Regions from separate parts of the Homo sapiens genome. Here all the other regions are linked to region 3. The links are chromatin loops, found by intact Hi-C in ENCODE. Cell type or tissue: ascending aorta. All regions are shown on one strand.

Region 1 (8,000 bases), 110 kb after region 3:
AGAAGTCTAATCAGTAACAATCGATGACTAGGGTATACAATAGAAGACTAATATATACAATGACTGAGGTAGTTTCCACACAGTTTCTTGCATTAAAACTACTAAAGAAAGTACTTCAATGAAAAGAAAAGGGAGCCCAGAGGAAAGAAGGGGATGAAAGAAATACGGTGTGCACAGAAATTAATAAGTTGTTAAAATTAGTTTTAACTATTAAAAATAATAAATTTTGTGTTAAAGTGACACTAAAACTCTAGACAATAAGAAGGAAGAAGTGAGGATTATTCAATAGGTATATGAAGTATGCTAAAGTTCTTATATTATTAAGGAGCAGAAAAGCAACATTCAATGATTTTATATTTTGTTTAAAATCTTTATAATTAAGTAGGTGTGTTAAATATTTCAGAAAAATATACCATAAAATATATTTTACAAATAATACAAATGTATATTTAATGCATATACATGAACTAAGTGTTTAATATACTTTCAATACACATACATGTATTGTGAGTTTAATATATATTAAATACATATATAATAAAACCTGTAGCTTCTAACCCAGCAAAGGAAACCAAAAAAAAATAATGAAAATATTATTGATATAAACAAGGCATAAAAGTAAAATAAAATTATTAATAGCCAGACACAGTGGCTTGTGCCTGCAATCCCAGCTACTCGGGAGACTGAGGAGGGAGTATCACTTGAGGCTAGGAGTTAAAGACCAGCCTGGGCAACATGGTGAGACCTTGTCTCTAAAAAACAATAATGGTCAATTAAAATATTGATTTAAAAGACTGTAAGAAGACAGTAGAAACAACTCCAAATGTATCAGTAATATCAAAAATAGATGAAAACAAGTTAAAATAACCAGTTAAAAACAAATATCCTTGATTTTTATTTTTTAAGGAAAATGAGATGGGAAATGATATTAGATAAAATAGAATTTAAAGATAAGATTATTAACATATACCAAGCAAAACATTACATAATAATAAAACTTCACCATGAAGATGAAAATCATGACATAATGTACCCAAGAGTGTATTGCTAAATACAGTACAATAAATAACAAAATTGCAAGAAAAATTGGCAATGTGGGTTATAAAGTATCCACTATAGAAATTTATATAATATGTAGAACTTATATATCATATAGAACATTTCTTAAATGTAATTAACAAGTTTCTTCTAAGAATGATACATAGAATTCCACACCCAATAATTAATAATAACACATTCATTTTCAGCACACATAAAAATTCACTATGTACCCATTTACAAAGAAATTCTCAATAAATCTTAAGGAAGCAATATCTTACTACATTCCTTCACCACAATACAATTTTTTAAGTTTTTTTTTAAATAACTGATGTATTTTGAGAAATGTAAAAAGAACACATATAAACAACTTATAGGTTAAAGGGTGTGATTCTCAAACGTTTAAAATTAAATTATCATGAAAGAACCATGTATCAAGATTTATATACTTTGGCTAAAGTAGTACTTATAGGTAAATTTGTAGCCTCAAATTAACTGTCTGCAAAAGGAGTTACTAAAATTAAATTAATTAAACATTAAACTCAATAAGCTAGAAAATGAACAACAGATAAAGCTAAATAAAGTATTACTTGAAAATACTAATAAAATAGACAAACTAATAGTAAGACTGATCACCAAAATAAGCAGAAACCAAACAAAAAACTGTATAGGTAGAATAAATCAATAATATTAGGACCAAAAAGGAACATAACTAAAAATATAGATTTCTTAAAGCATTCAGTAAATACTGCAAACAATTTTATCATGAATGGCGCAGGTCAGAGATAACCAGGTCCCCACATATTTGTGTCTTTCCACGATGTCAGATTTTTATTAATGCTGTCTCAATCATAAAAGCCATGAGCTACATGGAGTTTCCAAGGAGGCCATTCTTCTTAGTAAACTTTCCATTCATTCAGCAGTTAGAGCCATGGGCACACAGGCTCAAGCCACTCAACTAATCAGTCAACATGGCAAACCATATATAATAGTTACCTATCAGTTATCTACTGCTGCAATAATGCCGCATAATGAACAACCGCAAAATCCAATATATATATTTAATCAATATATAAATGTTATAGATTAAACATTCCACAACAAAGTAACATTTAACATTAAAAGAAAGGGGATAGGAAAAAATGGTTAATGAAGCATCCCAGGGAGAGGGATGTAAACAAAACAAAATAAAAAAACTGTCCTGGTCTGGCTCAAGTTGTCTGTTTTCCTTGCAAGGAAGAGTCTTTGGTGTGGGCACAGCCTTCGTAGGCAGATGCTGGGTGTTATCACGAGCGACAGCCTGTTAAGACAGCCATTAAAAGCTGTTGTAGTCCTGCTCTTTTCATGGCCAGAGTCCTCTGGGGTGAAGACTAATAGTGGAAGAGTGTGCTTGGTTATGTTCTTAATCTGGTTGGAGGCAGTCTTCATTGATCACACAAAACATCTGGTCCCTGTTGGCAAAGTGCCTTATGAAGTGTAAGAGACAGTCTTTTTCTAAGATGGGGTTACTTATGTCAAGGGTGCTCTATACAAACTTTATGTCAATAAATTCTCTCAACAGTATATAAATTATAAAAATTTACTCTAGAAGAAGCTGAAAAGCTGAAGAAACCAATAGCCATTAAAAGAATAGAATCATGAGTCAAAAAATCACCTCCCCTTCTCAAATAATAAGCTCAAATTGCTTTGCAGACGAATGTGACAAAACTTTTACGTTACAGATTATCCCTACTTAATGCAAGCTGTTTCAGAAAATAGTAAAAAAGGTAAATTTCTCAAACTATTTTTATTAGGCTAAACAACTTGATACAAAAACCAGACAAGAATAGGACAAGTATTGACAAAGCTTACTTATAAAAATAGATGCAAAAAACTAAAATATTAGTAATCCTGTTATGGGTTGAAATGTGTTCCCCCAAAAGAGATGTGAAGTCCTAACCCCAGTTCCTCAGAATGTGAACTTATTAGGAAATAAGAGTGTTGCAGATGTAATTAGTTAAAATGAAGTCATTCTAGAGCAAGATGGGTCCTTAATCCAATACGACTAGTGTCCTTATACGATCATGAAGACAGAAGGAGAAAACACCCTATGACGATGGAGTCAGAGGCTGGAGGCAATGTCAATGATTGCCAGCAACACCAGAAACTAAGAGAAAGGAATAGAATAGACTCTCCTCTAAAACCTTCAAGAAAACACAGTGTTGCTGGGTGCAATGGCACACACCTGTAATGACAGCACTTTGGGAGGCTGAGGCAGAAGGATCACTTGAGCTCAGGAGTTAGACACCAGCCTGTACAACATGGTGAAACCCTGTCTCTACCAAAATACAGAAAAAAAAAAAAAAGCTGGGCATGGTGATTTGCACCTGTAGTCCCAGGTACTTGGTGTAGGGTCCAGCCCCACAGGGTCGGTGGGTCTCTCCCCATGTGCAAAGACGAGAGAGTGTAGAAATAAAGACACAAGATAAAGAGATAAAAGAAAAGGCAGCTGGGCCCGGGGGACCACTACCACCAAGTCACGGAGACCGGTAGTGGCCCCGAATGTCTGGCCGCACTGTTATTTATTGGATACAAAGCAAAAGGGGCAGGGTAAAGAGTGTGAGTCATCTCCAATGATAGGTAAGGTCACGTGGGTCACATGTCCACTGGACAGGGGGCCCTTCCCTGCCTGGCAGCTGAGGCAGAGAGAAAGAGGAGACAGAGAAAGAAACAACTTACACCATTATTTCTGCTTATTAGAGACTTTCAGTACTTTCACTAACTTGCTACTGCTATCTAGAAGGCAGAGCCAGGTGTACAGGATGGAACATGAAGGCAGACTAGGAACATGACCACTGAAGCACAGCATCACAGGGAGACGGTTAGGCCTCTGGATAACTGTGGGCGAGCCTGACTGATGTCAGGCTCTCCACAAGAGGTGGAGGAGCAGAGTCTTCTCTAAACTCCCCCCGGGGAAAGGGAGACTTCCTTTCCCGGTCTGCTAAGTAGCCAGTGTTTTTCCTTGACACTGAGGCTACCGCTAGACCACTGTCCGCTCGGCAATGGGCGTCTTCCCAGATGCTGGCGTTACCGCTAGACCAAGGAGCCCTCTGGTGGCCCTGTCTGGGCATAACAGAAGGCTCGCACTCTTGTCTTCTGGTCACTCCTCACTATGTCCCCTCAGCTCCTATCTCTGTATGGCCTGGTTTTTCCTAGGTTATGATTATAAAGCAAGGATTATTATAATATTGGAACAAAGAGTAATTGCTACAAACTAATGATTAATGATATTCATATATAATTATATCTAAGATCTATATCTGGTATAACTATTCTTATTTTATATTTTATTATACTGGAACAGCTCGTGTCCTCAGTCTCTTGCCTCGGCACCTGGGTGGCTTGCCGCCCACACTTGGCAGGTAGAGGTGGGAGGATTGCTTGAGCCTGGGAGCCAGAGGTTGCAGTGAGCTGAGATCATGCCACTGCACTCCAGCCTGGGTGACAGAGCCAGACCGTGCCTCATAAAAAAGTAAGAAAACATAGTTTTGCTAACACCTTGATTTCAAATGTCTAGCTTCCAAAATGTGAGATGATAACATTCTACTGTTTTAAGCCACCTAATTATTTCATGGTACTTTGAAGCAGCAGCACTAGGAAACAGGTACAAATGACAAAGTGAAAAATAATTTGGAAACTCTATGTGATAAGAATATAGAACGATGTATGTCATAGGATTCTCTATATTTTTATTTTTGAGGTAGTTCATAATGTTTTTTTAAAAACGAGATCCCTAGATGACACAGCAATGAGAGTACAAGGCAGCAGTGTTTGGGAGACTGAAGCATATGTTTCCTAGTTGGGGTGACTGTAGGAACTCAGAAACAGTAACCTGAGCTATGAGCCAGACCCACAATATGTGGAATGAGAGAAACAAATGTGGATCTGATTCAAAGGGATTCATGGCATAGGCAGGTATATCAGTTATCTATTGCCTCAATAATGCTGCATAACAAACAACGACAAAATCCAGTGGCTTAAAATGATTAGCATTTATTTCACTCAATAGTCTGTGGGTTGACTGAATAGTTCTGCTGGTCTGGGCCAGACTTGGCTGATCTTAGCTGGGCTCACTCAAGCAATATTCATTCTGTGGTCTGAGGGGACCCCAGAATGGCCTCAGCTGAGATGAATTGCCTTTGTCCCTCAAGGTCTCTAATCCTCCAGGAGACTAGTCTGGCCATATTCTCATGGCAAAGGCAGAGGAACAAGAAACAAAAGCATTCAAGTGTTTTTGCAAGCCCCATTGGTCAAAGCAAACACTGGGCTAAGTCCCTCCAGAGTCAGAGCGGGAGTTGCCTACAGTGTTACAGGGCAAAGGGCAGAGAGGCCATGAAATGGTGTCATCAATGTAATCAATCTTCCACAACAGCTTCCATGATATTAAAATTAGACAACCAGAACAGGAAAGGAGAAAAACTGCTAGGCACAATGTGATGAGTTGAAAAACAAATCTTAATCATGACCACCTGGAGATACCTGTGGGAACTTCCTGAACGAGTAGGGAGAAATATAGAGATAAGATGCCCACAGAATAGGGGGTAGAGGGGTTGCTGGGGGTGGGCAGAATTAGAGCAATACTCATCTCTATTATTGTGACCCTTTTTTTACCCTATCCAGACAACTCTAGTGAGTCACTAGTGATACCAGGGACAGTTTTACTGTTGAGTTCTACAAAACTGGTGGCATACAAATCTCCCCTCCCAGTGTTGGGTCACAGTGTTTCCCAAAGGTACCCAGGAAAATCAGCATTTGCAGCTATGACCACTGCCCATGCTTCCAGGCTAAGGCTGATACACATTCTGAGTAAAAAGGTTAAACACAACCATCTGGTGCTTTCATTTCTTCCCCTTTTGGCCACTACCATGGCTCTTCTGCCAAGTGTCCAAAAAACACAGCACACAGAGATAGTATCCTGCAAAACACTCCAGTGAAAAGCTTATCTGACAGTTCATCTAAAACAATGGTGACAAAGTAATATCAAATTCAGAGTGCCAGGAAGCCTGCTTCCCTACCTGCAAGGGGATATGGGTGACCATTGTTATTTAATTAATGACAATATTCAAAATAACTCACTCTGTCTCCAGGAAACCCCTGTGAGAAATTTCTCCATCCAAAATGTGCTTCCCTTACGGGAAAGAAAGCTAACTTCTTGCTCTCAGATCCGTAACTTGACCTACTGGAATTCTAGGTGAGAGACTTATTGTAATTAAGAAGCAGTATCAGGCCGAGCGCGGTGGCTCACGCCTGTAATCCCAACACTTTGGGAGGCCGAGACAGGTGGATCACGAGGTCTGGAAATCTAGACCATCCTGGTCAACACGGTGAAATCCCGTCTCTACTAAAAAAAAAAAAACAAAAACTAGCTGGGCATGGTGGCACGTGCCTGTGGTCCCAGCTACTTGGGAGGCTGAGGCAGAAGAATCGCTTGAAACCAGGAGGCGGAGGTTGTAGTGAGCCAAGATCATGCCACTGCAATCTCTGTTGACAGAGCAAGACTCTATCTCAAAAAAAAGAAAAAGAAGTGGTACCTGTATGAGTGGTTATAGAAGAAAAATACTCTAAAACAATCTTATTTAGTTATGGAATTTCCAGGGAATCACAGAAATGGAAATCTTATGTGAGCCTGTTGAGAACGAAAAGTGTTTATTTAGTTGCCTGTATCTGGTATTTGGTGGGGATGGTGCAGACACACAGAAACAATAGAAAGCTAATTCTGTTGATAGTGTGGACTCTCATTTAAAGATGGAGACTAGCCCAGACTCCATTCTTGCCCCTTTGTCCTCACACATTCTGTATCTTGGAAGTGGCAGATTGATTTATGTGGTTTGAAAACTTGCATGATCATATTTGTTCTGTATCACATGTGCAGACTTCCTGGGAAAAAAGATGTGATCACTCATTTTTTTCGGTACACTAGACCTTCTCTTCATATCTCTTCTCCAAAATGCATAAAATTAAATCACTGGTTTTCTTCCCTGTGTCTACGTCTTAGACCTGCATAGACAAAAACTGGCAAGAGATAAGGGCAACCAACATTTATTGAGCCACTAATGTGAGTCCCGTCTTCAATGACCAGTTGGCACTAATATAACTAAAATGACAGATAAGTCACTATTATGCACGTAGTTTCTAGCTCCTCCATGGTATCTAATCTCTGTCTCCTATAGGAATTATACTATACATTCCTGAGGACATGCATCCAATTCCATCCATCCAATGGAATAAAAGGTTTACTTACTCATATTGGCTGACTTGCTTTGCAAACAGTATCAGATAATATGAAATTTATTTTGAGGTTTAACTTACATAAAGTACATATATCTTAAATGTACAGCTCAGAGGATCTTTACATATGTGCGCACACATATAAAGCCACCAAGATAAAGATATAAAACATTTTCAGCATCTCAAAAGACATCCTCATGTTCCCCACCATTAATATTCCCCAGGACTAAATATTATTCTGACTTCTATCACTTTAGGTTAGCTGTGCCTACTTTGGGGTCTTTTATACATCTTTCATGTCTCTACTTATGTTCAGTATTCCCTCTGTCTTCTTAAGTACATGGAATATGGTTATAATCACTGTTTTTATATCTTTTTATACTAATTCTATAATCTGTGTCATTTCTGAGTTTTAATTGATTGATTTTTCTCCTCATTATGGGTTATACTTTCCAGCTTCTTTACATGCATGATAATTTTTATTAGATACCAGATATTTTAACCTTTAGGGTACTGGCTATTTTTTTCTATAAATATTCTTGAGCTTTATTCTGGGACATGGTTCAGTTACATGGAAACAGTTGAATTATTTTGGGTCTTGCTTTGAGCTTTATTAGGTGGAACCAGAGCTAGGGCTAATATTTTGCAACTACTGAGTTAGTACTCTACCCAATTCTCTGTAAATTATGAGGTTT
Region 2 (8,000 bases), 51 kb after region 3:
AAATGGTTCATCTCTATTGAGATCAACACACTGGGTTTGGGTAATTTGCACATGACACAACCAAAACCAAAGGTCTTATAAAAGAGAGCAGCTTGCCGTTTATCTCCCATACAATTCTCTAAAAGTGCTCTTCTGGGAGAGAGAAGAGAGAGAGACCCCAGCCTTGCACATCAAGACCGAGTTTCCTCCCGTATAGCTTCATGGTTAGATGGCAAGGGGCAAGCGTGCAGCATTCTGAAAACTTCACAGCAATGAGAATAGAGGGCAGTGACCAAATCAGCAAGAAAGGATCCACTCACCAGGTGCCAGAGTGGAGCAAACACTGGATAGCTGGAGATCGAAAATTAATGAAGATACTTAGTTGCCTAGAAGAGCTTACATTCTAGTGGCAGGGTATTCATTTAAGGGAGAGAGAGACAGAAGAGACAGAAAGAGAGAGAGAGATTTTTATCTCCTACCTCATTCTTTCCCCCAGTTTCAACATCCCTCCTATCAGAACAATCCCTGGCACTAGGCTTAGTCCTAGTTATATGTTTGTAATTTTCAAACCCTGAAATTGGAATGATAGTTAATCTGCCTCCCTACCGTGCCTCAGGAAGTTCAGATTCCATAAGGGCACAAAAATCTATATTTAAAATAAAAATCCCCTGAAGGGTTTCTTATGATCACCCTGGCGAGAGGAGCTTGGTTTTCACCCCTCTCTTCACTGTCCATCCCCAAAGCCCTGACTACTTCTGCTAGTTATTGAAGAACCAGCCTCAGGGCCTGAAAATCATAACCACAGCCCTGACACAAAGCTCTGTTCACAAAGATTGTTCAAAGCCGTGGAATTCTCTGGCCCTTTCATAATTGTAATAGATATTGAAATGAAGCACATTCTATTCTCTCCACAGGGAGAGCTTTTTTCTTTTTTCCCCTTCAGTTCAAAGACTTCTCCTGGTACCCTGATAGCATAATAATTGGTTTTTCTTTCCTCTTTATGCATGCTTATAGACACAAACTCCGGTGTTTTTGTCCTATTTCAATAAAAATTGACACAAACTTTACAATAAATGGCTCTGATATAACTGATTGTTCTCCCGTTGAGTAATAATACTCATAAAAAGAAATGGAAGGCACAAGAAGATCAGGGAGTGGGCAGAAATTGGAATCAGAGAGGGAAACTGTTTAGCATTTATAACTTCCATAAACTCAACCTTGTATTTGTGTCAGCTACTTTATAGTTTTCCAATTTACTTTTTAATTGAGTCCTTTTTGTCAGCCATGTTTGGAAGACGTAATTCTACATCGTCTTTCAAAACCGTACCACTTTAGTTCAGTTCAATTGATCTCTCTTTGTATTTATTATTCTTGAGCCCAACATATATCACTTTCCATTTGGCCAACTGCAAATGCAATTTACCATGCATCAAGCCACTTACACAGCAGATCTGCATTAGTTAATATTCTATTTGGGGTGATCTTTTCTGTGTTTGCTGTTAGCCCTGATCACTGCCACTTACCATACTGTTTAAGTTATAAAAACAGAAACAGTAACTCAAATGAACTGATTTACTTGCCTGACTATATAGTTTAACCATGTGAAGTGAAGCTATTGCTGAAGGCACATAAAATGTGTAATAATTGAACCAACTTTGGTTGCAGACTCTCTGAAAACCTCACAGAAATGTACAAATTGCCCTTCCATGCTTCCTTTTCATTGTGGTCTCCTGAAAAGACCCTGTAGCTGAATGATCAGAGACCTGGAGTCTGGTTCTGGCTCTGTGCCCCACACATTCTGTGACCTTAGGCCTTTTTCTCTGTCTTTGCTTTCTGTCTATTTCCTGGTTTTGGAATACCCACAGAATGCTTCCTGAAGCATTTCACAGTTGTTTTCTGGAAAGATGAGTCGGGAAAAATTGATTAATCAACAAGGAAGTAGATCAAGTGAAAAACAGAAAGGGAAAGATATGGAGCCAAGCATAGGGAGTCTTAAAAATCCAAGAAAGGGTGCGGGCATGGTGGCTCACACCTGTAATCCCAGCACTTTGGGAGGCCAAGGTGGGCAGATCATCATTTCAAGAGATCGAGACCATCCTAGCCAATGTGGTGAAACTCCATCTCTACTAAAAATACAAAAACAAGCTGGGCATGGTGGTGCGCACCTGTTGTCCCAGCTGCTCGGGAGGCTGAGGCAGGAGAATCGCTTGAACCTGGGAGGTGGAGGTTGCAGTGAGCTGAGATCATGCCACTCCACTCCAGCCTGGCGACAGAACAAGACCTAAAAAAGGAAAAAGAAAAAAAAAATCCAAGAAAGGACAACTCAAGAAACTGCAGATGGGAGCTGACAAAGAGGAGGTGGCTCAGTTTAGAGTTACAGATACTTAGATCTATTTAAAGAGTAAAGACATTGTTGATCCTAGGTGTAATGTCCTTCATTTCCAGTGCACTTTCAGGACTGAATGAAAGTATAAATGGGAAGGCATTTTTCATTCAGTGTTGAGCTGGGTGCTGAGGATACACTGATGAGCAAGACAGACACAATCCCTACCCTCTTGGTGCTCATAGCCAAAGACTTCTTAATATGAAGGACTATGGAGATGTAAGCTATTACTATTGTTGTTGGTGTCCTGTTGTTGAAAATTGGATTAGTCCTGATTCTTCCTGCTGGAAAACACAAAATTCTTTAGAGGTTTTTAAATACATGTTACTAAAATAGGTTTGCCACTGGGAAGGTGCCATTTGAACAGTCTCACAGTTTTCAAGGACTTTATGCAACCATTTATTCAGCTTCTAATTCTAATTCTAACCCACTCATTCAGAATGTACAGCTACTTGACCAGCATCTAATTCTTAGTTTCTACACAAGTTAAAGAAACGTATTTAACATACACATATTTATCTGACGACATCTCTGATTTCTGTTTATACTGGCAAAGTCCCATTTAGACATGATTTCTTCCTATGTGCCATAGCACTTTCCATATGTATCTATTATAGAAATTATCTGAGCGTATTAACAATTTCTGCTAGCTCCTTGGGGACAACAATTATGTCTTAATGATTTTTGTGACACTAGCACCAAATGCAACTACCAAGTACCTACCACACTACAAGCATTGTGGAAACCACTGGAGATATAGAGATGATCGGATGTTGACCTCCTTTTCAGGAGCTCATATTCAAGTGGCATAGGTGTAATTGTAAACAAACAAATGCAATATAATGTGTTGTATGTTACATCAGTTAGCATGCTTTAGGCTGCAATTAACATAAAAACTGAGTTAAACTGACTTTAAAAATAAAGAAATTTCCCTGCTGTTTTTATCTTTATTTTTCTTCCATTCTTCCATTCCTTTCATTTCCCATTCTGGGCAGAGATGCTGGCATCTGCAAAAGCCAAGTGGTGAGAGGCTGGGGAATGGAAGGGGCAGAAGGAAGAGATGACTGGAGTACTTGGAAGATTGTGCAAACAAGTAAATAGATTGAGGATAATGAGAGCCAGGTTTCTCATTACTTGTAAAAGGATTTTACAAGCGTGGGAAAAGGGAAGAATAAAAGGAACCTTGAAATATTAGACCGGGGCTTTAGGCATCAGTATGAACTTGTAGGCTTTCTAGTATACATATTCACCTAAATATAGAATTGGTTGTTGTTATAGGTGTGTGTATGTATATACATATATTTCCCAACTTTGTTCTCTGAGCGGGTCTCAATGCAGTGGCACCCTGGAAGCAATGACCACATTGGACATCCAGATGGTGGTTTCTAAATTCCACCCTGCACTAGAGTCTGGTCATGAGGAAACATCAGACAGACCCAAATTAAAAGTCACCTTATAAAATGAAAGACCTATATTCTTTAAGAGTGTTAAGGGTGTAGGAAACCTGAAAAGACTGTGGAACTGTTCCACATTGAAGGAGACTGATTAGGCCTGACAACTAAATACAAACATGTTCTTGGATAGGATCCTGGACCAGAAAGGAACAAAAAGCATTACTGGAACAGTGGATGTGTACTAATTTTGACCTTAATAAGTGCCTCTGGTTTGCTATTTAAAGAATGTGAAACTATGAGGTGACTAACTCAACTGTTTTTAGCATTTGCCAAAGCTTGGTTACAAAGCTTTTATTTTTTCCCCAAAACATTTTTGTTGACTTCATAAAGATGAATAACCAACAAAAGATTTTTTTTTAACCAACACACTTGATTTCAGAAATATTACTCCTGAGAACACTATACCAAAAGTTTCATTTCTAATGACAATAACATGAGGTCACATTTATAGTAACACCCAAATCACAATCACTTAGCAACTCCCTTCCCCGATACGTTGGAACTCAAAATACCACACCTTGCTCCATTACTTCTGAGTCTGTTCTGTTCTTCATGTTCCAGTTCTGCATCAGCCCCATGCTATGGCCTCTGGATATGATCTGCTGCAGCTCCGGGACCACACACACCTTGGGAAATGAGGTTGAGGAAGTTGTGTTGGTCACCCTATGTCACTCAAGCCCAAGTTTGGAAAGGAACCTCCCTTGATTCTCTACAGTATGACTGAGACCCAGCTTGAATTTTTTACAAAATACTGAAAGTTTAAGCATTAAAGAAGGAAATTACATTACATTTAGTAGTTTATTTCTGCTTTTACATGTGCTACTCTGAGAGCCAACAGGCTCTAGGCTTGCCCTCTGTCGCGCCTCCTAGTCACCCTACCTAACTCCCTCCCAGCCCCCAAGAGGCCGACTCTACCTCATCTCACCACTATGTCCTCCATCATCCCTATAACCCAAAGTCCAGGCCTGTATGCCCTGAAGCCCAGAGAGAAAGCTTGTCTCTCTCTCTCCAATCTTTGGCCTGATTCCTAGATTTTCTTCTGTCTCTGGATCAGTCTCTTCCAGAACAGGAGAACTCACTATATGACCACAACAGAATAATTGCAAAATAACATACCCTGAAAACCTCAATAAATTCTAATTATTATATCCAAAATAATGTGTAGGACATTGTTATGGGCTGAATTGTGTCCCCTCAAAATTTTATATGATGTACCTCAGAATTTGATTGTATTTGGGGGTAGGGTCATTAAAGAGCAATTAAGTTAAAATGAAGTCATTAAGGTGGGCCTTAATCCAATGTGAGGGATTTATAAGAAAGGGAAACTTGAACATAGATGTGTACAGGGAGAATACAGATGTGGAGATATGGAGAGGAGACAGCCATCTACATAAGCCAAGGAGAGAAGCCTGAAACATCTTTCCCTCACAGCCCTCAGATGGAACCAACTCTGCCAACACCTTGATCTTGAACTTTCAGCCTCCAGAATTGTGAGAAAATAAATTTCTGGGTTTTGTTTTGCTTTTCTTTTTTTTTTTTTTAGATGGAGTCTCGCTCTGTCGCCCAGGATGGAGTGCAGTTGCACCATCTCGGCTCACCGCAAGCTCCGCCTCCTGGGTTCACACCATTCTGCTGCCTCAGCCACCCGAGTAGCTGGGACTACAGGTGTCCGCCACTACGCCCAGCTAATTTTTGTATTTTTAGTAGAGATGGGGTTTTGCCATGTTAGTCAGACTGGTCTCGAACTCCTGACCTCAGGTGATCCTCCCACTTCGGCCTCCCAAAGTGCTGGGATTACAGGAGTGAGCCACCGTGCCCGGCCAATTTCTGTTGTTTAAACCACCAATCTGTGGTACTTCTTTACAGCAGCCCTAGAAAACTAATACAGACATTCAGTTTTAATTGTGTTTAGATAAGGCCACTTTCTTTTTGGTCTCCCCTCCATTGGTAGGTGGAAAATAGACCTTTGAAACTCAGTAGTTTCAGATTTTTTGCTAGTGACTACAAACAGGAAAATGAAATATTTTTTAAAAAAATAGTTCATAGGCGCAGGACATTGTAAATCTAACATTTATATATATATATATAAATTATTTTCCTAACTCCCTTTCCCACCTCCACAAAGACATTAAAACCCAGCAAAGTCTCCAAGATGGATTGTTGGCTCAATAAAATAGCCATTTATATTTTCAGACAAAGCACTAGGCTACTCAGTGTAAAAAAATATATCGTACTATTTTCAACGAGTACCTTTACAAAAATGTAAAACATAACAAAGAAGTGATAAGTCCCAAAGAACAATTCAATGCTCCATCTCTTAATGAAGAGGAAAACAGTTTGAAACTTCAAAGTAACAGTTGTGCTTATTTTTCAATCCATCAAGAGTGAACTTTATCCACAACACCCTTCTCTCATTCCATGGTTTGTCATTCGTATCTAGATTATTGATGAATGAAATAAATGGAATGAAATGGAAAACCAAGGTGTTTATTTCATTTTCTACTAAGAGAGTGAAACTTCACGTAATCAGACTCCAGCTCTCCTAAGGACCAGCTTATCTCTCTCCACCTGAGTCTATCCTTTTTCCCTGTGTCTTCCCCTTTCCTCAGTTTGCATCACTTCTATTTACCCAGTCACCAACATCTTTCCCATTTCTTCCCTCTAGCTTTCATCATTCTCCTTCCCTTCCCTGCTCCTGTGTGGCTGACACACCTCTGGTCTGATTTGGAGTGTTCCAGTTCATGAATTCGAAATAACAGAAAAGTCGTCAACGCCCAGAGCAGCAGTGTCCACATGTGGTAGGTGAATCAACGGTTGGCATATGAGGTTATTTTAGGGAGTCCACAAAAGAATTTTTAAATTTTGAACAGACTTTTAAAATTCAAATGTACATTAGAAAAAATATAAACTGGCACATCAAATCTTTAAATCCTGACATGAATGAAAAACTGAAGGAAAAATTTTGAGGCATAAGAGAATCTTTAAGGTGTCCTTAAAATCAAAACACATTAGATTTTATAAATCTAAGTGCCTTTTCTGACACATCCAACCACTGAAATAGTGCAGGTCTTATAAAGTCTCAGAGTACCATGTACCTCCTCCCTTTATAGCATTTAGCACAGTTATAATTCATTATTTGTGTACCTGTTTATCAAGGGGCCATCTTCACTACCACACTGTTAACTATGAAGACAGTCTCATTGCAGTTAGTCTACCACCGTATCCTTTGCTCTCAACACACCCTCTGGTAAATATTAGCATTCCTTAAGTGTTTGTAGAATAAATGTGTGAAGAAACAAATGGATAAATAAGGCTGGTCTGGATTAGATGATATACCCATCACTTTTCTAAGATTTCTGAGTGAAGAAAAAAGCCATCATCTGATAATTTAACCAAAAATGAATCAAATACATAGTGTAGGTAAAATAACAATAGGTTCAGCATTACAAGATCACAGTTTGAACCTTAAATTTGACAATAACTAAATTGTTGAGTGGCTTCTTTTTTATTATCACGTCATTCCACCTCTTGTGACCTTGTTTTCCTATGAGAAGAATGAGTGGATGCTTTCTAAGACATGTCTCAATTCTAGGTGCCAGGCAGTCAAGTCAACATAGCTCAAAACAGTTTTCTTAAACCTCTATTTGCCTCCTCATGTGTATGCATGTGTTCAGTGATTATTATCTGGGGTTAAAGCTTCAGTAAAAATTGTTATTATCAATGAAAAAGATGTGGAACTTCTGGCTAACCAAAGCATATTTAAAGCCCTGTGGATTCTGCAGTTGGGAACACGAAATACAGTAGTCTCTATAAAAAACAGTTTGGCCCTTCCTCAAAAGAGTTAAACATAGAATTACCATATGACCTAGCAATTCCACTCTTACATGTATACTCAAAAGAATTGTTTTCAAGCAAAAACATAGACATTATTGTTCACAGTAGCACTATTCAAACTTTCTAAAAGGTAGAAACAATCCAACTGTGACTGGATGACTGGGTAAACAAAATGTGGTTATAACTGTACAATAGAATATTATTCTGTCATAAAAAGGAACAAAGTACTAATACATGCTGCAACATGATTAAACCTCAAAAATGCTTTTTTAATTGACATAAAAGTATATGTATTGATCATGAACAAGGTGATAATTTAAAATATATATAATTTGGAAATGGCTACATCA
Region 3 (8,000 bases):
TATACAACACAAAGAGATCTACAGATTAAATGTAATTCCTATCAAAAATACCAATGACATTCTTCACATAACTAGAAAAAACAATGATAAAATTTATGGAATCACAAAAGACACCAAATTGCCAAGGCAATCCTGAGGCCAGGGGGGAAACTGGAGGCATCACACTACCTGACTTCAAAATATGCTACAAAGCTATAGTAATCAAAACAACATGGCACGGTCATAAAAACAGATGCATAGGCCAATGGAACAAAATAGAGAACCCAGAAATAAATCCATGTACATACATTCAACACATTTCCTACAATATGCCAAGAACATACACTGTGGGAAAGACAATCTTTGCAATAAATGATGCTGGGAAAACTGGATATCCATATGCAGAAGAATGAAATAAGGCCCCTACCTCACCATATACAAAAATCAAATCAAAATGGATTAAAGACTTCAATCTAAGCCCTGAAACTGTGAAACTGCTAGAGGCATACATTAGTGAAAGGTTTAAAGATATTAGTCTAGGCAAACTTTTTTTTTTTTTTTTTGGTAAGACCTCTAAAGCATAGGCAACAAAAGGAAAAATAGACAAATGGGTTATACCATTTGTATAGGAAACAGTCAACAGAGTGAAAAGAGAATCATCTGGCAAGTGATTAATAACTAAAATGTATAGAGAACTCAAACAACCCAGTAGGGAAAAGCCAAATAATTTGATTTAAAAGTGGGCAAATTATCTGAATAGACATTTCACGAAATAACTTAAACAAAGAACAACAGGTATATGAAAAAAATGCTAAACACTACTAATCATCAGGGAAATGCAAATCAAAAGCACAATGCAATATCATCTCACCCCAGTTAAAATGCCGATTATATTATGAAAAAGACCAAAAAATAACAAACGCTGGCTGCAATGCAGAGAAAGAGGAAGACCAGTATACTGTTGGTGGGGATGTAAATTAGTATAACCACTATGGAAAACAGTGCAGAGGTTCTCGAAAAAGTAAAAATAGAACCACCATAGGATTCAGCAATCTCACTGCTGGATGTATACCCAAAACTTTTATATATAGTATATCAAAGAGATTTCTGTACTTTCATATTTATTACAATAATATTCACAATAGCCAAAATATAGAATTAACGTAAGTGTCCATCAGTGGAGGAATGGATAAAGAAAATGTAGTATATATACACCATGGAATATTAGCCATAAAAAGAATGAAATTCTGTCATTTGCAGCAACATGGATACATCTGGAGGACATTATGTTAAGTGAAATAAGCCAAGCACAGAAATATCACATGTTACCACTCATAGGTAGAAGCTATTAAATTAAAAAAGTTGATGTCATGGAGGTAGAGAGTAGAATGATGGTTACCAGGTGGTTACTGTGCAGGGAGCACAGGGGATAAAGTGAGATTGGTTAGTGGTTATAAACATACAGTTAGATAGAAGGAATAATTACTAGTGTTCGATAGCAGAGTAGGGTGACAATAATTAACAACAAAGTATTGCATATTTCAAAATAGCTAACAGAGAAGATTTGGGATGCTCCCATCCCAAAGAAATGATAAATATTTGAGGTGATGAATATCCTGAATATCCTGACTTGATCATTACACATTGTATGCATGTATCAAAATATCATATGTAACTCAAAAATATACAATTTTTATGTATCAATTTTCTAAAATTTTCAAGTGGTCAAATAAAAAGAAGTAGAGTGAGGTTGGAGAAGAAGGGAAGATGTGGAAAAAAAGAAAACTTTATTCTTCCATTTCTGAATTGTTTACATTGTTCCAGTGCAAATTTACTTCTTTTACTTGGGTAGTTTTCTCTTCAAAAATAAATAAAAAATAAAAATATGTACTGCATATAAAAATATGGACAGGACTGAGACAGGAGAATCACTTGAACCTGGGAGGCAGAGGTTGCAGTGAGCTGAGATCGCGCCACTGCACTCCAGCCTGTGCAACAGAGTGAGACTCCGTCTCAAAAAAAAAATAATAATAAATACGGACAGGAATATTTATTATAAAAATATAGACTTTGGTAGGCCGAGGTGGGCGGATCACGAGGTCAGGAGATTGAGACCATCCTAGCTAACACGGTGAAACCCCATCTCTACTAAAAATACAAAAAAATTAGCCGGGCATGGTGGCGGGCGCCTGTAGTCCCAGCTACTCAGGAGGCTGAGGCAGGAGAATGGCGTGAACCTGGGAGGCGGAGCTTGCAGTGAGCCGAGATGGTGCCACTGCAGTCCAGCCTGGGCGACAGAGCGAGACTCCGTTTAAAAAAAAAAAAAAAAAAGTGTGTGTATATATATATATATATATATATATATATATATATATATATATATATATATTTAAGATGGAAGAATAACTAAAATGATATTTCACAATGTATGAGAATGTATAAGATTCTTAAGATTGGGAAAGATTGAAAAAAGTCGGACAGATCCAGGGTTGACAAAAGTCTGAACACGATGTATAAACAACATATGGAATGTCAGTTAGTAAATACCACCCTAGCAACTAATTAGGTATAATCTAGATGAAGTATGCACAAACTCTGTGCACTTCTGGGTCTGTAACCCAGAGAAATTCCAGGACATGATCTCTAGGGCTGTAAACAAGTATGTTCATTGCGACGCTGTTTAAAATAGCAAAACACTGAAAACAACCTAAACGGCCACCAATTCATATGGATAAATAAATTGTGGCATACTCTACACAGTAAAAATTAATTAATTACAGAAAAAGATTAACTTGCTGCTCTGCAAAATAATAATAAAATCAAACTACTAAAGAATAATTCCTATATTCAGTTGGATGAACCTGGAGGACGTTAGGTTAAATGAAATAAAACAGACATAGAAACACAAATACCACATGAGCTCACTTACACGTGGAGTCTAAAAAAGTTGAAATCATGGAAGTACAGAGTAGAATCGTGGTTACCAGGGTGGAGGGAGTTAGGGAGATATTGGTCAAAGGATGCAAAATTTCAGTTAGATAGGTAGAATAAGTTCAAGAGATCTATCTTACAACATGGTGACTATAGTTCATATCACTGTATTATGAAAATTGCTGACAGTAGATTTTAAGTGTTCTCACCGTAAAAAAAGGTAAGTATGTGAGGTAATATACTTGCTAACTAGCTTGAATGAGCCATTCCACAATGTATACACATTTCAAAACATCATGCTGTACAAAATAAATATATACAATTTTTATGTGTCAATTTAAAAATACAATAAAATAAAACAAGGGAAAAAGAAGGCATGGGATAAATGGAGGGAGGCATTCAGGAAGCCTCAAAAATAATGGTAACATGCCTTTCCTTAGACTATGTAATTGGTATAGAGTCGTTCATTCTGTCATTATTCTTTATACCTCATACACATTTTAAATATTCTTCTGTAACAACTTAAAACTTTAAAAATCGTTTTTAAAAGAAACACTTGCCCCACAAACCAGCACTCTCCAAATCCCCTATTTTTGTTAACAAATCTGCCATTAATCATAATAATAAAAAACATGAAATCTTTTGTGGTTGTTTTAGAGGAGTTCAGTGAAGGAATGGTGGTAACAAATATTCTTAGAAAAGCTGGAACAGCAAATATTCTAGATTGGGAACCATCTTCACATTTTATCAGAATGGAATGGGCTGGGACCAGGCGTGGTGGCTCATGCCTGTAATCCAAAAAAAAAAAAAAAAACAAGAAGAATGGTCTGGACATTAATAGCACCAATTCTCAATTATTAACAGTGTCCTGTTGCTAGAAGCACTCCTATAGAATGAAGGTCCTCATAGGTAGACATCTGAAAATAGAATGTGGAAGATAATATGCATACCCCACCCAGTGACCCATTCTCCACCACTGGGCAGTCAAGGGGAGAAAAATGTCCTTCGGTAACCATGGCATGCAGCCTGCAGCCAGGTGGAATTAAAAAAAGAAAACAACTGCATCCTGCATGCTAAGGAGCATGTTTCATAGTGATTACTTACCTCCAGGCATTAGAAATCTCCCAAGTTATCTGTTAAGGTACTTTCCAGTCTTCAATCACTCTTTTGAATTACTCAGCCAATGCCTAAAACAAATACATATATACATATATATGTGTATATATATGTATATATGTGTGTGTATATAGATGTATATATGTGTATATAGATGTATATATGTGTGTATATAGATGTATATATGCGTATATATGTATATATGTGTATATATATATGTGTATATATGTGTATATGTGTGTATATATGTATATATGTGTGTATATATGTGTGTATATATATACACACATATATACATATATTCACACACACACACAAAGCAACATATGTCAGTGCAAAGCTATTTTTTTTTTGTCTTCCTAACATGCCTAGCCATTGCAGCACTTGCTACAGATAAATTGGGGCACTTCTGCAGGGTCATTGTTTGCGATGAGACAAGTTCCCAAACATTCCAGTAAGGCCTGGGGAATTCTACACAGTCTTAATTGGTCTGAAGGCTATGATGATTTGAAGATCTGTGATCAGGGAGGAATAACCAAAATGCTTCTCATCACTGAGGTCACAAAGACCAGAAATGACAGCTCTTCTTCCTGCACATCACTTCTTCCTGCACATCACTTCTTCCTGCTGCCTTTTCAGAAGTTTCTACCTGAATAAAGAATAGAGGAACAATTCCAACTACTCTCCTCTGAAACATGGTACATGCAGCTTTGAGCTCTGCCACATCGTCCTTTCCCACAATATGATGTTCATGAATATGACAATAACTTTGTGTAAGCTTTTACTGAGCTATTTGAGGTTGTCGAAGGAAATGTTTCCTTGCAGAGAGCTGCACTCACAGTTCTGCAGATGAGAGGAAAGTAGGGCTCAAAGTAGCTCATGCTCGGCTTGCCAAATCCCTTCCTGTGGTGTGTTGCCATATCCACCCACAGAGGGGCACAACTGTTCCTTCCCTGGGAAGCTTCCAATGCTGACCAAGCCTTATACTTGGAGCACTGCAGCCACCCAGAAAAGGCACCTTTCTCTAATTCACACAGAGGTGCCTTAAAGCCAGCCATGACTCTCCCTCTGTTTGCCAGTATGACATAATGAAAAGAGCACTAGCCCAGAAGTCTTCAAACCTTCAACAAAATCCCAACTGAGCCACCTAACCTTGGAACACTTAAGTAACGTCTCTGAGCTTAAGTTCCCATATCTTTAAAATGAGTATGATAATGCAAACCTTGCAAGACTGATGCCAGGGCTAAGTTAAATAACATGTAAGCATGTAATCGATGTTCAGAAAATTTAACTTTCCCTTTCCTTTTGCAATATTTGTGTTCTTGTATATAGTAAAGAACACTTGTGTAGTGAGTTTAACATTTACTGAGATTTTTTTATAAACCTATCTCATTTAAAACCAACTCTATGACGTGCATGGGAAAATACAGACAAAAAGAGACATGTTGAAGGTTTACTGAGGAAGTAACCAAAGCCTGGGTCATCTAATTCCAAATCCCATGACCGTCCAATCACTTCAGGTTGTGATTACTGAAATTGTTACAGCTTATCACAAGAAGATTCAACAGGAACAACTTTATCATAACTATAGTTTTAACCTGGAAATAAAGCTATTCACCTTTCCCTAAAGATTTGCAACTGGGAAGTTCTTAAATGTCTTTTAAGGGAAGATGAACAAAGATATGCCATATTCTCCACCAAGACCTCTGCCTTGTAAAGTAAAAGAACAAATAATGCAACCATGAAGATTACTGTCAGTGAATAACAATAATTATTGTCAGAGTGGCAGAGAATAGGATATTTGTTTCCAGCTATTTTTCATATTCAACAAATATTTATTGAGTGTCTACTGTATATAGTTATAAACTCTCAGGATATAGTACTGAATATAGCAGACAAAATATCTGCTCTCATGGATCTTATCTTCTAGTGGGAATAACAAACAAAAAACAAAATGACAAATATGTCAGGAGATAACAAATTCTATTAATAAAGCAGAAAAAGGAGAACATAAGAGAATAAATCTTTAGTTGGGGAGAGAGGAGTGTGCTGATATAAATAGGATCTCTCAGAAATGAAAACTTGCATTATTTTTAAAAACAAAGGTTCTGTTGGTTTTCCTTTAAAGGAAAGAATAAATAAAATAAATAAAACAAACTCAGAAATCAAAACCACGCTTTTACCTTAATAATTCCCACCTCTCATTTCACTTTTCCGCTGTGAAATCTACTGGCACACAGTACTAAGGTTCCCAGAAAATGAGACTTCCTTCCCAACCTCTTCTTTACCTGAATTTTCCCACTGGGACAACAAATCCCAGCCTATGATATAACAAGGATAAGAACACAGTTCTCTCTGATGTGGAAATTTTGGGGACATTACAAAGTTTATTTTTATATTCAACATTTTAACAAGAACACATTGAACATACTTTTAAGGACACTATGAAACTTAAAAACATTAGTAATGCATAAATAATACTGCAATTATGTCAGAAATTTGTTTAGGCACTTTAATTTGTTTTTCCTACATGTAAGGTGAACTTTTATGATGTAGGACTCTAATACATTAAGTTTTTTGAGTATTAGAATGTTAGAGTTGGATCATATCCCAGAGATTACTGGCTCAACCCCTTATTGTGTAAATGAGGACTCTTAGATTCAGGAAGCTTAATAATAACAGTTTCTCATAAAATGGATGCCTGTGTGCCAGGAAGAAGTGTGCCAAGTGCTTTATATCCTGCGTAGTCAGGGTTCTTCAGAGAAATGTGTGCGTATAGAATCTCTCTCTCTCTCTCTCTATATATATATATGTGTGTGTGTGTGTGTGTGTGTGTGTATTATATATGTGTATGTATATATAAGCTATGTGTGTATATATGTTAGAGAGAGAGAGAGATACAGAGAAAAGTGTTTAAGGAATCGGCACCTAAGTTATTGGTAAATCTGAAATCTGTCGAGCGGGCTGGCAGGCTAAAAATTAAGGTAAGAGTTAATGTCGCACTCTTGAGCCTGAAATCTTCAGATTGGAAACTCAGGCAGGGTTTCTATGTTGCAGTATTAAGAAAGAATTGCTCTTTCTTCAGGAAGCCTCAGTCTTTGCTCTTAAGGCCTTCACCTGATTGGATGAGGCCCACCTACATTATGGTAATCTGCTTTGTTTAAAGTCTACACATCTGAAAAATACCTTCTCAGCAACATCTAGACTGGTTTTTTACAAAATCACTAGATGCCATAGCCTAGTCAAATTGAGACAGATTATTAACCATCATAGTCTCTTTATCTTAGTACTACCAACTTCCTTATTAAATTGGCATTATTATTGCCCACACTTTATAAAGAAGAAAACTAACAGTTCAGAGGTCTCACAGGACTTGTCTAAGGTCCTACCATTAGGAAGCATCCATGCCAGTCAGCCTTGACACAGATCCCACATTTTCAAACATCTGCTCTATTGCTCACAATCTCCCACTAGACATAGAGGTAGGTACAAAACCCACAATTCCTGATTCTTATATCCATTTATTCAGTAACTAAATATTGAGACTCTCCTGTTACAGATCATCTGATAAAGATCACCAGGGACACTCCTTGTTAACTTGCTGCTGGTAGGAGACCATACCTGAAGAAGAACCAACCAAAAGAAAAGATGGAGCTACAGGATTTGAGGAAAGGATGCAGTGTACAGAAAGATGAAGCAATCATTTATACACCGTCCTGCTTGGTTTTGAGCCTATCCAAACACCAGTATAGACGTTGCTGTGAGGGTACCTTTTAGATGTATAGACTTTGAGTAAAGCAGAATACAAGAAAACATTGTAAATGCACACACACACACATGAACACACATGCATGCACATGTACACACACCTCTTTTATGTCTACACAGGAATATCCCAGCATTGCAAGTTGTTTCCGGTTCATTTCCCTTCCAAAATCTGATTCCCCACTCACACATCTGCATTTTTTTACTCG

The links. Peaks named below come from ENCODE experiments on the same cell type or tissue, not always from the same donor. Only the 100,000 strongest peaks of a DNase experiment are listed, where the experiment ranks them.
Region 1: a loop joins it to region 3, with 9 times the contacts of the local background. A loop is called at or near these places in 3 of 110 quality-filtered maps.
Region 2: a loop joins it to region 3, with 2.1 times the contacts of the local background. A loop is called at or near these places in 6 of 110 quality-filtered maps.

Annotation. Positions count from the first base shown.
Region 1 is chr9:26,609,941-26,617,940 of GRCh38, forward strand. No RefSeq gene overlaps it. Among named protein-coding and RNA genes, the nearest start is that of CAAP1, 280 kb to the right of the region's middle. RefSeq lists a silencer at 3,871-4,165. In ascending aorta, CTCF peaks have their summits at 4,084 (motif pointing left) and 4,285; no DNase peak of the experiment used is centred here.
Region 2 is chr9:26,548,195-26,556,194 of GRCh38, forward strand. No RefSeq gene overlaps it. Among named protein-coding and RNA genes, the nearest start is that of CAAP1, 340 kb to the right of the region's middle. In ascending aorta, no CTCF peak of the experiment used is centred here; no DNase peak of the experiment used is centred here; H3K27ac peaks cover 3,614 bases.
Region 3 is chr9:26,497,562-26,505,561 of GRCh38, forward strand. LOC105375999 (a long non-coding RNA gene) reads right to left here and starts at 4,097. Exons shown (of 4, transcript XR_001746566.2): 1 at 4,015-4,097. In ascending aorta, a CTCF peak has its summit at 4,932; no DNase peak of the experiment used is centred here.